Regions from separate parts of the Homo sapiens genome. Here all the other regions are linked to region 2. Evidence: chromatin loops called from intact Hi-C (ENCODE). Cell type or tissue: OCI-LY7. All regions are shown on one strand.

Evidence for each region. Peaks named below come from ENCODE experiments on the same cell type or tissue, not always from the same donor. Only the 100,000 strongest peaks of a DNase experiment are listed, where the experiment ranks them.
Region 1: a loop joins it to region 2, with 3 times the contacts of the local background. A loop is called at or near these places in 4 of 110 quality-filtered maps.
Region 3: it touches region 2 in a loop (3-fold over the local background); 2 of 110 quality-filtered maps call a loop at or near these places.

Annotation. Positions count from the first base shown.
Region 1 is chr2:47,516,571-47,520,570 of GRCh38, forward strand. It overlaps KCNK12 (potassium two pore domain channel subfamily K member 12), which reads right to left. Exons shown (of 2, transcript NM_022055.2): 2 at 1-4,000. It also overlaps a transcript of MSH2 not described here. Among named protein-coding and RNA genes, the nearest start is that of MSH2-OT1, 9.0 kb to the right of the region's middle. In OCI-LY7, a CTCF peak has its summit at 2,385; DNase peaks (open chromatin) are centred at 2,141, 2,421, 2,791, 3,861 and 1 weaker place; H3K4me3 peaks cover 1,925 bases; H3K27ac peaks cover 2,242 bases.
Region 2 is chr2:47,434,991-47,438,990 of GRCh38, forward strand. All of the region lies in intron 7 of MSH2 (mutS homolog 2), which reads left to right. Among named protein-coding and RNA genes, the nearest start is that of MSH2, 34 kb to the left of the region's middle. In OCI-LY7, CTCF peaks have their summits at 2,490 (motif pointing right) and 2,689; a DNase peak (open chromatin) is centred at 2,501.
Region 3 is chr2:47,652,865-47,656,864 of GRCh38, forward strand. It overlaps a transcript of MSH2 not described here. Among named protein-coding and RNA genes, the nearest start is that of KCNK12, 84 kb to the left of the region's middle. In OCI-LY7, CTCF peaks have their summits at 1,656 and 1,861; DNase peaks (open chromatin) are centred at 1,597, 2,017, 2,417, 2,767 and 2 weaker places; H3K4me3 peaks cover 3,353 bases; H3K27ac peaks cover 3,713 bases.

The sequences.
Region 1 (4,000 bases), 82 kb after region 2:
TCAGAGGGGTGGCAGGCTGCATTTTATTCATCGTTAATTTAAACACCCTTCAAGTCCTCTCTTGGAATGCTGCTCAGAAAAATAGATGTATTGTTTGAGAAACCCTGCAGGCTTGTCCCGCATGCTCTAGCCCCCTCCTGAGAGAACAGATAGCATAAAAAATGATTTGTAAAGCAAGGGGGAGCTTCCTTAGGGAAGAAGGGGAAGGGGAAGAGGGTTTGGGGCCAGGTCCGAGTGCAGAAATCCTCAATGCATGAGACTAGCGTGGAAGGTGTAGCAATTGTGCTCTGGGGTGCCTGAAAGTGCCAGAGCTGCTTCAGGGGCAAGAGTCCAGGCCCCAAGTCCATGCTGATGAGCCCACCCTGGGGGTCAGGAATGGCCTCAGCAGGCCCTCCCTCCCTCCCTCTCCACCCTACAAAGTGAGGAGCCTTGAGTCACCACCAGCACATTATACAACAATACAAGAACCCTGCAACAGATAAAGCCCCAGCGCCTCTTCTGGACTCAGATGCCCTAGGCTGGCTGTCTGGCTGTGCTTTCCAGACAGTGTGTATGTGGAATTGTGCTTTTTGTTTTTTAAGAATGTAAAAAGTTACAGTAAGATCGAACCACAGGGCCCGTCGCTCCTATGGTCTCTGCCTGACTGGGCTGCCGTCTGCCTCAGTTCCCCAGAAGCTTCTCCTTTGGCCATGAGGGCTCAGTCATCCCTCACCCCAGAGTCCACAGGAAGAGGGGGTCTGCTGGGAGGCCTGTCTGAAGGACGGAGGATCCTGGGTCAATTTAGCAGCTATTTTCCAGGGTTTGGCTTGGGTTTGGATGCTGGCTTCTGTGTGAAACCTGAATACATGCAAATTGTACATAAAACTCCCCCAAGGCAGAGAGGGATTTTCCAGGCCCTGGTACATCTCTAGAGAGTTAAAAATGGGAAATCTTTCTTCTTAAAGTGGCCCAGACTGAGACTTTTCCTTGGGGAAAAGGGTTAGTAGCTCTTTGTAAGGCTGGTGTGTATGTGTGTGTGTATATATATATACATATATGCATGATGCTGTGCAAATGCCCAGGGCTGTCTGGCATTTTCCACAAAATGAGAGCCTGAGATTGCCTAAGCCTTCTGATGCCTTCTCCAGGCCTGGAGGCACTGCTTCATTCAGAGGACACAAAGGCCTGACCACCTGGCTTTAGCAAGCTAGGACACCCAGGGTGGCTTCTTTACCTTTCTCCTCAGCTCTGAGAAGGCTGCTAGCCAAGACTCTGGATTCTCTGTGGCCACAGTCATATGGTGAGGGCCTCTTGGAGTTCATTCAAACTTTAAGGGAGCCCCACAGCACCGGCATGATGGGTAAGTCCAGGCCTAAGGTTAGGAAGCAAATCCTGGAGCATGAGGAAATTGTAGGCTACAGTGAGCTACCAGTGGTGTGCAAACTGGAGACCCCCAAGACAGTGAGAGAGGCCACAGCATCTGAGGGAATGGAGCTCTTTCTTGGCCTGAGGTTCAGAAGAACCTGCACCAAAGAAAGGCATCCCTATCAATGTCACTGTTCCTGAAATGATGGGAGAACCACATCCCTGCTTCAGGGAAGCAGTCCCTGTCGTCTGGGGCGCTGAGCCCTTTGGCCTGAGATGAAGGATGATGGTGTGATGTATCATGGCAGTGTGACTGAGACTGGATTGGGGGATGGGGACAGGGGAACATAGGCAAAAATACACATGTGCCACTGGATCCTGAGCTGCCATTGTACCTTGGAGGACTGGCGTTTCTCTGGGAAGTTGGGAGGTGGGAAGAGGAAGGGTCTCATTTTCCTGCCCCTTGAAACCATGCTTACCATTCCTTTAGAAGATTGCTCAAGCTGCCTCCAATTGCCTCTTTCCAAAACCAAAGCATAGGAAAACAAGTAAAAACAGCTGAGGCTGCAGCATAAGCAACTTAGGATAGAGTCTAGGAAGCACCGCCAACAGAGAAGACTGCCAAGAAACATTTTGAGTTTTTCTTCTCTGGAGGTGGGTCCTGGTTCCTCCCATGGAGACCACGATTCTGTGTAGTCCTGCACGCTGGGCGGGGGATTGCCTGGAGGTTTCTTTAGACCTGTCTAGCTCACACAGTCTTGATGCCTGGGTTTTAGGCTGCTGTACTGTTGCTGGGGCTCACTTCCTGTGGGTAGGCTGTTATTTTGCCCGCAGATCAAGTCCTCACTGTCTAGATGCCTCTATCATGGGGATCTCTTCTTCCCTCTCTGGATGGCTCTGATCCCCAAGTTATTTCCTGTTGCCTAGGTAACACCTCTAATTGGATGCCTTTTAATCGTTCCCTTTTTTAAAGGGATAAATGTGGATTTTATTTCCAGGTCCTGTCAGAGGGCCCTGCCCTAGAGAACACGTGCGCCCCTGCGTGGGCAATCCCTTCACTGTGACCGCAACCATGGGTTGGATGGGGGGCACTCACTGGGCTGGCCTGACAGTCACAGTGAATCCTGAAAGCATGGTTTTCACAGGAACCCACCTTCAGGATTTAGCAAGACTGACGTCTCTCCTGGCCAGCGCTGCTTCACTGGCTTCACCCCAGATTAGGGCCTGTGTTTAAAAACCAATCCCAACTCAAATCAGAAATTACCCAAAATAGCTGGAGAGTCACTGAGATCTCAGGTAAGCTTTCCCTTCCTGCCATGAACTAGAAGGGGAAAGAAGAGTTTGACATTCAAGTTTGACTCTAATGCTGGGTGCGTGAGCGCATGCGTGCATGTTTGTGTGTGTGTGTGTTCCACGCACATTTGCCAGGGAGAGAGATTTCACAGCATGGCTCCAGCTGGAGGCGGTGAGGCGGTGCTTTTCTAAGACTTCCTATCAGAAGCTGTGCATACTGGTGGGTCACGCCGTGCCTGTATAAACTCTGGCACCTGTCCTTGCCCTCATCATATATGAGAAAAATGGGCAGAGAGAGTGTTCGTTTACACCCCCAGACCACTATCCTTTCAATGAAGCCTGGGTATCTGGCCTTCCTCCAGGTCAGGGACCCCCTATGCTGCAGAAGGCAAGTCTGGGAGAATCTGTCCCTCAGCCCGAGAGCAAAACTGTAATCCTAACATTACTTCCATCCACCAGTTTCACCAGCTACCTCCCTCCTGCCTTCCTCTGCCTCCAATAGGCTGTGCATGGAGAAGACAAATCCTCTTGATAAACAATATTTAGAAAGGGATTCTATCTTTCCTGACCCCAAACACATCATGGCCTCTGGAGCCAAATACCCTGACATTTGCAAGATGGCTTCTTTTGGGTTCCTGGTGCTGCAGGCCCTGGTTCCCAAGGACGCAGCTGGCAGAGGTGCCTCCTTCAGAGGAGGAGGAGGAGAAGCTGGAGGGCTGCGCCCGGCAACCCCATGATCTCTTAAAGGGGGAAAAGTTGAACTGATCAACAGTAGTTAAGAAAAAAAAAATCCACACCAACAAATAAATATCTTGTCTGAGAAGACTCAGATATTCCTGGTTAATATTGAAAAGCACTGCTGTGGATGAGCTTGTGAAAGAAAGGACGGTTGGGGGATTCAAGATCTGCCGATCCGAGCCTGGAGATCAGCCAGCTAAAAGCCCAGCAGGGCTCCTGCAGCCTCACCGCTCCCCTCCTCACAGGTGCCCTGGACCGCCCACCATTAGAAGTAGCTGCCCTGTGCTCTGTGCTAAATGGACTAACTCTGAGCTGAGAAAGGCCAGCTAAGCCCCTCACCACTGCAATTTCCAAATCTGGGGGAAATGCCACAGTCCGCAAGTTGGTGCTATGTTTCATCTCATTGCATAATACTACACCATTCTCTGTGTGTAGTGGCTGTTCTATATATATACATCGGGAGGCAACATATGGCTGTCCCAACCCCCACCTGTCAAAACTGTGACTATATCACTTCTGACGACCAGAAGGAAGCTGCTAGGCTGGGCCAGGATTCTAAATGCTGAGGAGGTAATTCAGAGCCACGAAAAGTTGCACCATATGCTTTGGGGTTGCCGGCTGCTTC
Region 2 (4,000 bases):
TGGGTTTCTGAAAGCGTGCACTTCCCATCTTCCATTCATTCATCTGGTTTCCAGCCCTGACCACAGTACTGAAATGGCATTTGCTAGGTGACCTTTATTTTTTTTTAAATCCAGTGAATGCGGTATAGTCCCCCCGCTTTTTTCTTTCTTTTTTTTTTTTTGTTTTTTGTTTTTTGTTTTTTTGAGACAGAGTTTTGCCCTTGTTGCCCAGGCTGGAGTACAATGGCGTGATATCGGCTCACGGCAACCTATGCCTCCCCAGGTTCAAGCGATTCTCCTGCTTCAGCCTCCCAAGTAGCTGGATTACAGGCACCTGCCACCACAGCTGGCTAATTTTGTATTTTTAGTAGAGATGGGTTTTCTCGATGTTGGTCAGGCTGGTTTCGAACTCCCGACCTGAGGTGATCCACACACCTCTGCCTCCCAAAGTGCTGGGATTACAGGTGTGAGCCACTGCGCCCAGCCTTGGTATAGTCTTTAACGAAAGTTCACTGATCTTGAAAATTTTGATCTTGAAACTCTTTTTTTTTTTTTTTTTTTTTTTTTTGAGATGGAGTCTTGCTCTGTCACCCAGGCTGGAGTGCAGTGGCACAATCTCAGCTCACTGCAACCTCCACCTCCCAGGTTCAAGCGATTCTCCTGCCTCAGTCTCCCGAGTAGCTAGGATTACAGGTGCCCACCACCATGCCTGGCTAATTTTTTGTATTTTTTTAGTAGAGATGGGGTTTCACTACATTGGCCAGGATGGTCTTGAACTCCTGACCTCATGATCCACCCACCTCGGACCTCCCAAAGTGCTAGGATTACAGGCGTGAGCCACCATGCCCAGCCTTGAAACTCTCCTAAGGTTATGTTAAACATTTTTGTATTCTTGGTTTTCTTTTTGTTCCATGGGTTATTTCTCTTTATCCTTCTTTTTAGCTTTCTTAAGTGTTCCTTTACCTTATCAAATTCTATTTTTGGCTCCCATTTCACTTAATAAGAGGAAAAGCTGGGATTTTTTTTTTTCTTTTGTGGAGACAGAGTCTCACTTTGTTGCCCAGGCTGGAGTGCAGTGGTGCGATCTCAGCTCACTCCAACCTCCGCCTTCTGGGTTCAAGCGATTCTTGTGCCTCAGCCTCCTGTGTAGCTGGGATTGCAGGCATGTGCCACCACGCCTGGCTAATTTTTGTATTTTTAGTAGAGATGGGGGTTTCACCATGTTGGCCAGGCTGGTCTCGAACTCTTGTCTTCCAAGTGATCTGCCTGCCTGGGCCTCCCAAAGTGCTGGGATAAATTTGAGCCATTGTGCTCGTCTAAGCTGGGATTCTTTGAATGAGTTCTTAGAGGCTTCCTGAAACTTTGTGCAACATTTTGTGTATGTGTATATTTTCTGGGGAAAGGATTTGTAACTTTCTATTTTTTGAGAGGGAGTCTCTGTGGCTCAGGGTGGAGTGCAGTGGTGTGATCTCGGCTCACTGTAACTTCTGCCTCCTGGTTCAAGTGATTCTCCTGCCTCAGGCTCCCAAGTACCTGGAATTACAGGCATGTGCTACCACACCTGGCTAATTTTGTATTTTTAGTAGAGACAGGGTTTCATTATGTTGGCCAGGCTGGGAATTTGTAACTTTCATCAGATATCCCAAGGGATATATGTCTTTCCTGGTAGAGAGGGAAGAAACAAAAAACGTGTGTAAATACCCTCCTCTCCCCCAGAAGGTAAGAAGTACTGCTCTGCACATTCCTTGGGTGATCTTTCTCACTCCCTGGGATAATTAAGGAAGTTAGGGATTGGGGTTGAGGGTAACTTGGCATCCTTCCCCAACCTCCCTGTATAGGCACAGTCTAATATACTTGATGACAGTTTGCAACAAGTCAACAATTTCCTACTTTTCTGGTGTTAGGTTTAAGTTATATAGACCTATGGTGATCATAACATTATCTAAATCAGATGCTTCACATTATAGGTCTTGCAGCTGATGTCCAGTTTAGGTGTTTGAAGTGGCTTAGCCTGGAAAATGTTACAGGGGAAAATCTGCTTTCCATGTGTTATGCTCAGAGCTGTGTTCTTTTCTTTTACACAATATGTTTGACATTTGTTGAATTTTAGGTGTACCCTGGTCATTAGGAACTCCCTAAAGGATCTCTGTGAGGTTTTAAAAAAACAAAACAAAACAAAAAAACAGTGGCATTTTGCAGAACTCAGTATAGCTCTTTACCATACTGACTGCAAGGAGAAAGTAAAAAGTGAGACTAATTTTGCAATTAGTCTCCCAAGTTTCTTTACAAGAAAATAGACCAAAGGTACTATGTTTAAAAGCAAAATCATGGCTTAAAAGTTTTTCTTTTTCTTAATATATTAATATATTGCTATAAATTGAGTATTGCTCTCTTGCTATCTTGTGTTTTTTTGGTTTTTGATTAACTCTAAGCTTAATGTTATTCCTGACAAATAAATAAATAAATAAATAAATAAATAAATAAAGTGAATTCAGAGAGACAGTAGAGGGCAGCAGCCGTTTAGAAAGTAGATTCACATTGAGTGATTACGGCTCTTTTAAATCTTTCTCCACTAAGAGATAGCTAATTTCCGAAAAGGTATACTTGGCCTCCCATATTCCTTATGTCTCTTAAAACTAAAAAAGCTGGGACAAAACTTAAAATAACAGTATTCTACGGTTAGGGCAAATTTCTGATACTGCTTAAAACAATTTACCGAGGTATCTTTATTTTTTTTTGAGACAGGGTTTCACTCTGTCACCCAGGCTGGAGTGCTGGAGCCTTGACCTCCTGGGCTCAGCTCAAGTGTTCCTCTCACCTCAGTCTGCCAAGTAGCTGGGACTACAGGCATGCACCATCATTCCCAACTAATTTTTTAAAATTTTTTGTAGAGATGGGGGTTTCATCATGTTGCCAGGCTGGTCTCGAACTCTTGGGCTCAAGCAATCTGCCCACCTCGTCCTCCCGAAGTACAGGGTTATAGGCATGAGCCACCACTCCCAGCCTCAGATTTTTTTATTGATGAATTTTATTATAACAGCTACAATACTGAGATGCATAACCCTTCCCTTTCCTGATACCCAGTTATCATCTGTTTCTGTTTAATACACTCCTTAAGTACCTCACATTTGCTATTCCCCTGCCCCCCATGGTCTATGCATCTTCTTCATTGAAGTGGTAGTAGTCTTTGTTAGCTCATCTGGTCATGTCATCAATTCAGAGCACATTACCTCTTTAGTTCAGAACACATTAATTGCTTCCCATAATCTTCAGGACACGGCCCCATTTCTTCACGTGGCTTGGCCATTGCTTCCCTGTTCAGCTTCCCCCACACTCCCTCACCTACACCTTCTGTCTCAGTATAGTACTGCTAGTCTCCAGACATGCCATGCCTTTTTATGCTTCTATGCGTGTTTTCCTGTCTTTAATGTCCTTGTCCATGTGATGAACCCCTACTCATTTTTCCAAGATTGAACTCAAATGTCACCTTTTCTGTGAGCTTCTCTGCTCTTCTCATGCAGAGTAGAAGTGTTTATCTCCATTGCCCTTGACCCTAAATAACAGTACATTAGTATAATAATCACATTTTTTACCTGTTTGTGTGCTTTCCTTCTAAATGGAGAATAAGAATATAAAAGTGATTTATTTGGCATTTCTGCAAAGGGAGATGATAAAAAGAATCTGCGTTACTTAGCCTTTTTAAAAAACCCTTAGCCTATGAAGGCTACTATTTAAGGTTTGGTTGGATTTTGTATGTTGGAAATATGTTCTTTAAATCTCATCTTCATCAGTTTATAAAAGCAATATAAGTTCTTTGTAGATCATTATCATGCCATCCAGATGTAGTCATTATTGTTTTGATATAGGTTGTTTCAGTCTTTAAACCAAATTATACACTGTTCCGCTGTAACTCTTGTTTTGAAAACAGATTTGTTCCAATGTGGGTGGTATATTAGGGAACAATTTGAGCATAATGTAAATTTTGAGTTTGCTTATGCACAAATCCCTAGGCAACACTAGG
Region 3 (4,000 bases), 220 kb after region 2:
GTCTGTGAGGATTTTCTGCCTAGAGGGAGATCTTGGATATTGACAACGAACATTTTCCGGGTACTTTACAAAGTGCTTTCTCGTACACTTTCTCAGTTAATGTGAGCTTCCGTCAGAGTCTTCGTTTCAGCAGATTTAAGCAGAAAAAGTAATCTAGAAAGTATTTGGGGGTGTGGGTAGCTCACAGAATTGCCGTAAATTTGAAGCATGAAGCTCAGAAATCAGGTGGGAACCAAGGGAAGAGAAGGCAGCCAGAAGCACAAATCACTCCCCAGGAATGAGAAGGTGAGGACCACACAGCTTCAGACGCTGGATCTTACCATGGGCAGCCTGGCCACATCCCATGCTGGATACCTGTCAACGCCAGATGACCTGTCACCGCAAACTGTCATCCCGTTGCCCCCTCAGCCACCTCGTGGGCCTAAGGGGCCTCCTCTGTGCCTGCTTTTTTATATTACTCACTCCAGAATTAATAACCCTCCTGCCCAGATCCCCAAAGTAAGGCCTGGATCATAGCTGGCACCTTGACTATCAGGGAGGTGGAAAAAAGTGGGTGTCCTTTTCAGCCTACAATGTGCCCATAAAGAGTTCTAGAGAAGGAATCTTCAATCCTATGGAAGTTGGATTGGATGTAGGGCAGAAAAGGGCAACTGTCTACAACCAGCTTGCATGAACACCTTGGAGTCTGGGTTATTATAAACTTATCCTACTTATTGAAGGATGCTGGGGGAGGGGGCTTTATATGAATCAGGGCTACTGAGATCTTTATATCGGGACCTCTGTGCAGCTCTGTCCTGACAACGTCACTTATTGCTCACGATTGGCATACCATTAGGGGATTGTTGGCCATCCCCTCTTCCCTCCATTCTTTCCTATGGGGCTAAAGGCAGGGAGGTGGGTCTCAAGTGGATGTGAGACCTAGAGCACACTCCCACATCCACTTGAAACTCATAGCCCTTACACTGTCATAGTCGTCCCTTTAAACCATAAAATAATGCTCTGTTTGTTTGTCCTTTGCAAAATATTTGCTGGGAAACAAAGACCTTCAGTAGAAGCACAAGATTTTAAAGAGAGGAATGAAAGATGTAGCGAGGGGAAAAGAGCCAGGCTGGGAGGTGCACAGTTCACGCTGCATGGTTCAGCCTCAGTGCCGTGAGCTCTGTGCACGAGGACAGTGCTGAGCAAGGCATGCCTGTGTCCCCACTGGACAGCTGAAGAGACTCAGGCAGAGCATGGACAGACCTAGTTCAGAGCCTGGCTGCACATAGTAGGCCCTCAATGAGAGGTGATGATGATGGTGGTGGTGACGGCAGAGCGAGGACTCACTTTGTCCAACGACTACATATTACAGATGTCAGGTTCACGACTATGCCAAAGGTCATGTTGAGGTCCAGAAGGAGTGGGTGGATGAGCAGAAAGAACATTCAGGGGACTGTAGGCAGGTGAATGATTTTATTCAGCAGCAGCTCACATCAGCAGCTTTCTCACACTGTCTGCCTTGTCTGGGCTGCTTCAGCTGGCAGCTCCCACATACAGCTGTGTGACCGGCTCTCCCCTGCCTTCAGGGTCAGCAGCTTAACTCTTTCACTCTCTGGGCACTAGGGGGCCAAGCTGTGTCCTGGCTTTCCCCGTCCGTCTCCAAAAACGGACATCTCTGGCTCTGTCTCTTTCTCTGGGCACCAGCGCACCTGCACAGGGTCAACAGGGCAGTTGTACCTTTTACAGACAATAGTGGCATAGAGCCAAGTGATGACGTTCCCACGTTATAGCTACATGGCTGTGATAACAAGTGGAGTTATACGCCTGCGGTCTATGCTGAGTCACGTGGGATGTAAACATCCTACCTTGGCCTAACCTTGACCAAAGCACAGCCATGTTCCTTACAACAGATAAGGAAGCCAAGACACAGAGCGAGGGCCAGCGAGCTTTCCGGGGTGATCAGTAGGAAGGGGCAAGAAAGGGTTAAATCGTGGCCCAACACGCTTGCCACTGCAGCTAGATGCTGACACAGGTGATGGTAACAAGGCCCTAGAACTCTAACGGGAAGATGAGTCATCGGGGGGGGGGTCATTAAAATGCAGGCTCTGATTCAGTAGGCCTGGGGGCATTTCCAACCACACCTGGGGGCTGCTGGTCCCAGGCTGCACTTTGAGGAGCTGGGCTCTAGCAGCAGTTTGCCTCCCTGGGAGCACATTAGAATCACTTGGGGAGATTTCACAAATTACTGATGCTTGAGACCCGAGATTCTAATTTAATTTGAGGTGGTTACAGGGTCAGAGGTCGTTTTTAAAGGTTCTCAAGTGTGTCTTATGTACAGTCAAGTTGAGAAGGGCTGTGTGAGTGGCTTGAAAACCATTGGTCGCCTGTGAAGAGGGCTTTTGAGAGCACCTGCAAGGACCGCCTCTCCTTCCTTCCAGCTGCTGCTTTGCTTGTGGGGCAAAGGCTCTCAGTCCGCAGTTCCAGCTAAGTTTAAATATGCAAATACCTCCGAAATGGCAAAGGTGAGGGCTTCTCTGAAGCGTGGCTCCTCACAGCAGGGCCTTCCACAATGAAGGGAAAGTGTACACAAGTGGGCTAGAGCAAGGAGGTAGCCTCCACGACTGCACACTTCTGCTGCTGGCCAAGTGACCCCCAGTTTAGGAGATATGACGTTTGGTGAGCACACGTCAGGACTGACCTGATTGAGGTTTGATACCAGAAGGCTGGAGAAGGGGTGCTGGCACAGAAAAGATGCAACGAAGGAGACTCCCCAGGTAGTCCTGTCTCTGGTTCCTTGAGTTCTACCTTTCCCTCAAGGGCCTCTCTCTCCAGCCACTGCTGCCAGCATGACATTCTCCCAGGGGGCCTGGTTTCCCTTTAAGGTTGTGGCCTTAAAGTGATAATCCCACCCCAGCACACCTACAGCAGGCTGTAATTATCAAGGGGGTTGACATACCACTCAAATCAAAGGCAGAACCAAAAGAAGTAAGTACTCCAAAGGAAAGGACATGGACTGAAGGGCTCTGGTGGTCGGAGGAGGTAGGGAAATACACTATTCTATGTCTTCTTGGAAATTGACAAGGCCCATTAGCAGATTCAGGTTCTGGGAAGTCCTGTGGGAAGTAAACCCAATGAGCTTTGTTCACACTAGTGTCGCCGAGTTCATTTGGCCACGGAACCCTCTTATGGCAGAATAACTCTTTATGTCTGCAAGGCCTGCTTTGGAATTGTGGATCTACTTTCCTGGAGGCTCAGCAACAAGACTGCTGCCCAAATGCCTCCGATCTGGAGGTGCAGGTCTGGCTGGAGGCTGAGGTGTGGCCTTCATCACCTCTCAGCAGCCCTGCAGCCCAGAGAGCCCTCTGTGCCCTTCTTGGGGGACTCAAAAAAGTATAGGGCGCAGGAATGGAGCGTCCACTCCACCGCTCTTATATCTGACTGAGGTGTTAAGAGTATGAGCTGTGTCATCAGGGACCAGGCTTCAAGTCCTGGCTGTACTGCTTACTAGCTGTGTGGCCTTGGACAAACTTAACTCCTCTGGGCCTCTGTTCCCTCACTGGTAAAAAAGGAATCGCTCCTACCTCAGAGTGTTGTTGTGAGAACCAATGAGACAGCTTATATAAAGTACTTAGCACACTGCCTAGCAGATAACAGTTCATAAAATGTTTTTCTAAAATGTTTTGTTTGACCAAAGTAGTTGGCATGAAAAAAAAAACTTTTGTTGTGCCAGTCTCTCCCCATGCAATCCCACCTGTCCTTGGAGGCCAACGCCAGTGCGTCTCCCAGGAAAGCCTTTCTTGACTCCCTGACCCTCACGGAGTGGACCCTTCTCTGTGCATTTGACCATGCTCTGCCTTGCTCCTGGGCCATCTCCCTGAGGGTGAGGGGCCATGCTAGAGGAAGTCTAGGCTGCATAAATGCCGAAACAGTGGTGGATCTAGCACATGAAGAGTTGAGAGCCTGGGAACTAGGGGAGGTGTCCCTCCTTCTTGAACTGTGGGGCTGAAGGGGAACTGTCAGC